Linked DNA regions of Homo sapiens: region 2 is linked to region 1. The links are chromatin contacts, found by Hi-C or POLR2A ChIA-PET in ENCODE. All regions are on one chromosome and are shown on one strand. Each heading gives the region's core, a stretch centred on a gene start or an enhancer-like site at or near the end of the contact. The rest is flanking DNA. Distances are from core to core; before and after follow the strand shown.

Evidence for each region. Hi-C counts contacts between places; a loop is a spot of excess contacts on that map. ChIA-PET counts read pairs that join two places held with the same protein, here RNA polymerase II (POLR2A). Pooled maps may share reads with other maps.
Region 2: a loop to region 1 is called in a map of K562, with 2.4 times the contacts of the local background. The contact joins the promoter of FAM170A here to the enhancer-like site in region 1. A Hi-C loop is called at or near these places in 1 of 168 maps with a recorded cell type or tissue (K562), 4 of 37 single-sample maps with no recorded cell type and 4 of 50 pooled maps. POLR2A ChIA-PET finds 5 or more read pairs at or near these places in 3 of 52 experiments (HEK293, Panc1 and activated T-cell).

What each region holds. Positions count from the first base shown.
Region 1 is chr5:119,469,219-119,471,918 of GRCh38, forward strand. All of the region lies in intron 2 of HSD17B4 (hydroxysteroid 17-beta dehydrogenase 4), which reads left to right. Among named protein-coding and RNA genes, the nearest start is that of HSD17B4, 18 kb to the left of the region's middle. RefSeq lists enhancers at 608-1,339, 1,340-2,071. Within about 2 kb of position 1,378, at least 2 of the 41 ENCODE cell types and tissues checked have a DNase peak (open chromatin) inside an H3K27ac peak, as active enhancers do.
Region 2 is chr5:119,628,146-119,631,075 of GRCh38, forward strand. FAM170A (family with sequence similarity 170 member A) reads left to right here and starts at 1,413. Exons shown (of 5, transcript NM_001367956.1): 1 at 1,413-1,693. The coding sequence starts at 1,624.

The sequences.
Region 1 (2,700 bases), core at 128-2,627:
CGTAGATTTTCTTCTATTTAGGTTTGTTACTGGAGAGTTGTGTTTCTTTGGAGGTGTTGTGTTTCCCTGTTTTTCCATGTTTCTTTTTTTTTTTTAACTTAAAAAAAGTGTTTAAAGAAAGGTATCTATTTTTATTTCTTTATTTATCCACCTAGAGACAGGGTCTCACTCTGTTGCCCAGGCTGGAGTACAGTGGCGCGGTCTCGGCTCATTGCAACCTCTGCCTCCTGGTTCAAGCAATTCTCCTGCCTCAGCCTCCTTAGTAGTTGGGACTACAGGTGTCCACCACCACGCCTGGCTAATTTTTGTTATTTTTAGTAGAAATGTAGTTTCATCATGTTGGCCATACTGGTCTCAAACTCCTGACCTCAAGTGATCCACCTGCCTGGGCCTCCCAAAGTGCTGGGATTGCAGGCGTGAGCCACTGCACCTGGCCTGTTTTTCCATGTTTCTTTTGTTCCTACATTGATATTTGTGTGTCTAGTAGAACAGTCGTATCTTCCCCTTTTATGAATTAACTTTTGTAGGGAAAGACTTTTTTCTCTATGTATCAGTTAGGTTAGGTGTTTGGTTTAGCTTCTGGTTGGGCACAGATGTGTAATTGCCTTGTGATTTCTTTGGCTGTAATCAACATCAACAGTGTCTGTATGTGCCTCAGTGGCCTTGACTTTGGGGTTTGTGGAGACAGTGGCATGGTTTTGCTGGGAACAGGGATTGCCAGATGGGTTAGTTGTCTGTCCCTGGTGGGTGAGCATGGTGCATGGTAGATCCTCCATGGGAGGGGGAAGGGTTGCTGGTGGTGTCAGTTGTCTTGGTCCATATGGGGCACATGTGGCACATGGTTGCTCTACTGCTAGATAGGTCATGGTTGCTTGAGGTGATAGATGCTGGCCAGGCTAATTCTCAGTCTCTGGGGAATGCGTATGTCAGCCTTTCTCTTCCTGGTGGCAGCGTCCCCATTGTACTTGAATGTCTGTTTTTTTTTTTGGAGTGTAGGGTGCTGCATGGACTCAGGTGCTGAGGTCATAGTGGTACCACTGAAACTAGCTGGGGTCATGATCCTGCAGCCTTCTGTGTGGGCATGGTGGGATGATGGCAGATGGCACCCCTAGGATGTGGAGGTGTCTGGGCTATTGGCCTCCAGGTCAGAATGCACACCAGCAGTGGTTCCATTACCAAAATGGTGTCATACTGTAACAGCTTGGGTCTCATGGGATAGGGAGGACTCAGCTTGTGTTTCTTTTCAGGAGCAATTCAGCTGTGTATACTCCAGGCAGGTTCCTATACTGAGCTCAGGGTCTGTGATTACAGGTATTTGTGATGGTAATGGCGACTCTTGGGTGTCCCCCACTTAACCTTTTGCCCACAATGGGAAGTCCCTGTCAGCTCTAAGCTGATTCCATCTGGATGCTTCACTTCCCCCTCTAAGCTGCCATGCAGAGTTTCTGTGCCTCAGAGGGTTTTTGTCACTTCCTTGCTGAATTTTCATGTTCTCTCTTAGACATTCTACCTGAAGTGCTGTTATTTGTTGTTTTGATTCTTCTCTGCGGAGGAGACAAGGATTGGGCACCTCTAGTTGGCCATCTTGATGACATCTAACCAGTATTTTCTAGTTAAGATTTTAATTTCTGTGATTTCGCTCTGGTGATAATGGGATTGCTGAGTGGGTCAGTGTCAATTTAGTGGTCTCTAATGTAGAGATTTGTTTGAGATAAATTTACCCCAATATTATTTAACTACCCATGATTGATCTCAATAAATTATTTATCCAGCTTTCAATGCTTGCCTGCCTGGTTGCGCTTTGTAAAATTTCCACTTGGGGGTAGTGTTTCATTGCACAATCAAACAATGCTTTCTTCACTTAAGTATCACGTTTTCTAATTTGCTTTTGAACTTTCTTGTGCTTAAAAAGGGTCATAAAAGACTGTTAACTGTCTTAAAATCTTGATTTTTTTAACTGGTTGTTTCCTGTCATTTGAATAATTGCATTGAAATGAACAATTAATAAGAATTCAGTCTTTTGAGAATCCTAACACTTTTTCCATCTCTTGAGGGATAATACAAGCCTCTTTCTATTATTTTGTGTCTTGTAACATTTTTATTTTCAGTAAGACTTATCATATTATACTATCAAAAAAAAATCTCAGTCCACATTTTGAAAAACTCATTTCCTGTTTTTAAAAAGTTAAGTGAAAATATATATGCCTTAGCTAATTTTAGGCATTGGCTTTTTCTCCATATTATCCCATTACTTATTTATCCAATTCCACTTTCAACTCTCACCCCAGTTTTAAAAAGAGCAGTTTTTCAGAAGAAAAAAAAATCTTGTTTAAAAAAAATTGTGTTAATCATAACTATTACATTTTCATGTATACCATTATGCTATTTATTAATTAGTAACTTTTTTATTGTTACAGCTTTCAAAATCTATGCAATAACCCTATGGAGAAGATCATTTCACAATGCAGATTCTTTGTTTCAAGTAATTCTCTTAAGTTCTGTTTTTCCAAGTTATTTGGCATTTATCTATGTATCTTTTTATTAGTTTTTGCATGTTATTTTGTAAATTTTTTCATAAATTATTGTGTAAATTAACTTTGATATTTGTTCTTATTTGATTATGTTGGCTTGGATATACACTTTATGCTAAAATCTGTGTATTACTGTGGCCATCGCATACTTAACTTTCAATAGATTATA
Region 2 (2,930 bases), core at 163-2,662, 160 kb after region 1:
GCCCTTTCAAATTTGGGCCCATCTTGGTCCTCTGGGTATTTCTACTGCTTTTTTAATGCAGTGATTTCTGGGAGTCCCCCTCATACTTGTCAACTAATAGTCCCACTGGACTGGGGCCACTGCCCCAAATAAGGTGTCTCTAATTTTAGATTGGAATCAGGAAGATCCAGATGGGTTGCCACTTATAACTGGTATACATTTCAGCCCATGAGCAGAGATGTGCAGGAAATAGTATGCAATTTTCTTATGTAACTCCATTTAATTTGTAATTTAAGCCTTGGTTCTGTTGATGTCCTCTTTGGATTTCCACCCCTCCCTATTTGGAAATCATACAGGGCTGAGGTTTTGAGGGTGGGGTGAGAGCATAGTCTCTGGTTATTGGAGCATACAGCTGAAGTTTAGATGCCCATCAGCTCAGCTGCCAGGGAGTCTTTAGGTGGTGTGGCTCCTATGCCATGTGTGAGATAGGTCGCCATGATTCTGCCTGTACGCATAATACAGGCAGCCCTTCTTGAAGTTTTTGCCACATGTACCTCTTCAGCCACATTTTAGAGGGCTCCTCTCCTCCATAGTTTGAAGATCCCTCTCTCTCTCTGACCTAATCAGTACCTCTCAACACTATAGTAGAGCAAGAAGGGGGCATGCCTAGTTAAAAAAAATCCTGCTTCCGTTATGTTTCTGCTAACTTTCCTCTTTCCTACAGAGTTTGAGATTTTAGAAATAAAAGTCAGGTGGGGTGTGGTGGCTCATGCCTACAATCCTAGCACTTTGGGAGCCTGAGGCAGGAGGATAGCTTGAGGCTAGGAGTTCAAGACCAACCTGGGCAACATACTGAGACCCTGTTTCTCAAAAAAAAAAAAAAAAAAAAAAATTAGCCGGGTGTGGTGCCTCGTGTCTGGTGCCTGTTGTCCCAGCTACTCGGGAGGCTGAAGTGTGATGATCACTTGAGCCTAGGGGCTGAAGTGACCCTATGATCACACCACTGCAATCCAGCCTGGGCAACAGAGAGAGACCCTGTCTCTGAACAAACAAAACAAAATAAAAACAACAAAAAAAAAAAAAAGAAAGAAAAGTCAAGATGATTAACATGCTATTGCTGCTTTCAGCCCTGCCATACCCCTCCTCTGAGCAATGAACACAAAGCCTGCTACCTGCTTGAGTCCAGAAGGGAAAGGGTGAAAAAAAAAGAAGAAAAGAAAAAAATTAAACAGAACATGTTAACATCTCAAAATATTCTGCCACATTTGAAATACGGGAGAGTTGAATTCATTAGAGGACTTCTATTGGAAAAAAGGAATTGTTTTTGAAAATGATGTCTCTGCAGTTGCACAGACTGTGTTGGACCTAGGTCCGTAGAACGCCGTGATGTCATCATTGATGTCAGAGAATCTGCGATGGGCCTGGTGACCTTTGAACCTTAACAGCCCTGCAGTGTAGTGGGCACTGGGCAGTGCTGCTCCTTCACTAAGCGGTCTGAGTTCTTTAGCTATCTCGGAGATTCAACTACGTTTACTCGTACTGAATCTTTTTAATGAATTTCCTGAGAGCCAAGAAGGGCCAATCTACAGGAAAAAGTGGGAGGTGGACATTAAGCATCTTCTAGAAACTCTTCTAGCTGATATCATGAAACGACGACAAAAGAGGAAACATTTGGAAAATGAAGAGTCCCAGGAAACCGCTGAGAAGGGAGGAGGTATGTGCGGGGCAAACTTTCTGGGGCACAAGCGTCACTGGCCAGCCTGAGCCGCCTTCTTTTTCTTTTTTGAGACGGAGTCTCGCTCTATCGCCCAGGCTGGAGTGCAGTGGCGCGATCTTGGCTCACTGAAAGCTCTGCCTCTCGGGTTCACGCCATTCTCCTGCCTCAGCCTCCCGAGTAGCTGGGACTACAGGTGCCCACCACCACGCCCGGCTAATTTTTTGTATTTTTAGTAGAGACGGGGTTTCACCGTGTTAGCCAGGATGGTCTCGATCTCCTGACCTCCTGATCCGCCTGCCTCGGCCTCCTTTTTTTTTTTTTTTTCGTTTCTGAGACAGAGTCTTGCTCTGTCGCCCAGGCTGGAGTGCAGTGGTGTGAGCTCGGCTCACTGCAAGCTCCGCCTCCCAGGTTCACGCCATTCACCTGCCTCAGCCTCCCGAGTAGCTGGGACTATAGGCGCCCGCCACCACGCCTGGCTAATTTTTTTTTTTTTTTTTTTTTTTGTATTTGTAGTAGAGACAGGGTTTCACCGTGTTAGCCAGGATGGTTTCGATCTCCTGACCTCATGATCCACCTGCCTCGGCCTCCCAAAGTGCTGGGATTATAGGCGTGAGCCATCGCTCCCGGCCAGCCTGAGCCTTCTTTAGGGAGGAGAAACTGAGGAGAATGTACCACCTATGCAGTAGGGAGGGGAAGACCTGGCTGTTGGCTGATGCCCGCACATCCATCTTGAGGGTACCCAGATGTGAGACGGACAGGAAGTTCAGATGCCACTGGCACACAGAAAGCCAACCCTGCTGGGCTGAGAACTTTTGCTCTGGGGCTGCTGGTACCTGGAACTATGCCAGTCTCAGGCAGGCGGGGGACCCACTTACAAAGACCCAGTGATGCAGCCTGAGTCTCATCTTTCTCTCGTATTCTCTTTATTTGCTCTTTCTCTGGGGTGACTGAGGTGGAAGGTGTGAAGGGTGCTGGTAGAAGTCTATGATTTGCACTACACCTTTTAGCAGAAACGAGAGTAGCCCAATGAGTTAAAGGCCTTGTTGAAAAATATCTTGAGAAGTGAAATGCTTGTTAGAAAGTAGATTAAACACTTGTTTAGGGATGGCGTCATAGTGAAACCACGGAGGTTTGATTGCTTCAGCGGGAAGAATTAACCAATTAATCCAATAGAGTTTGTGAATCCACAGTGTGGGACTTCCCAGAGGAAATGAAGCACAGGGTAAGGGCCTCA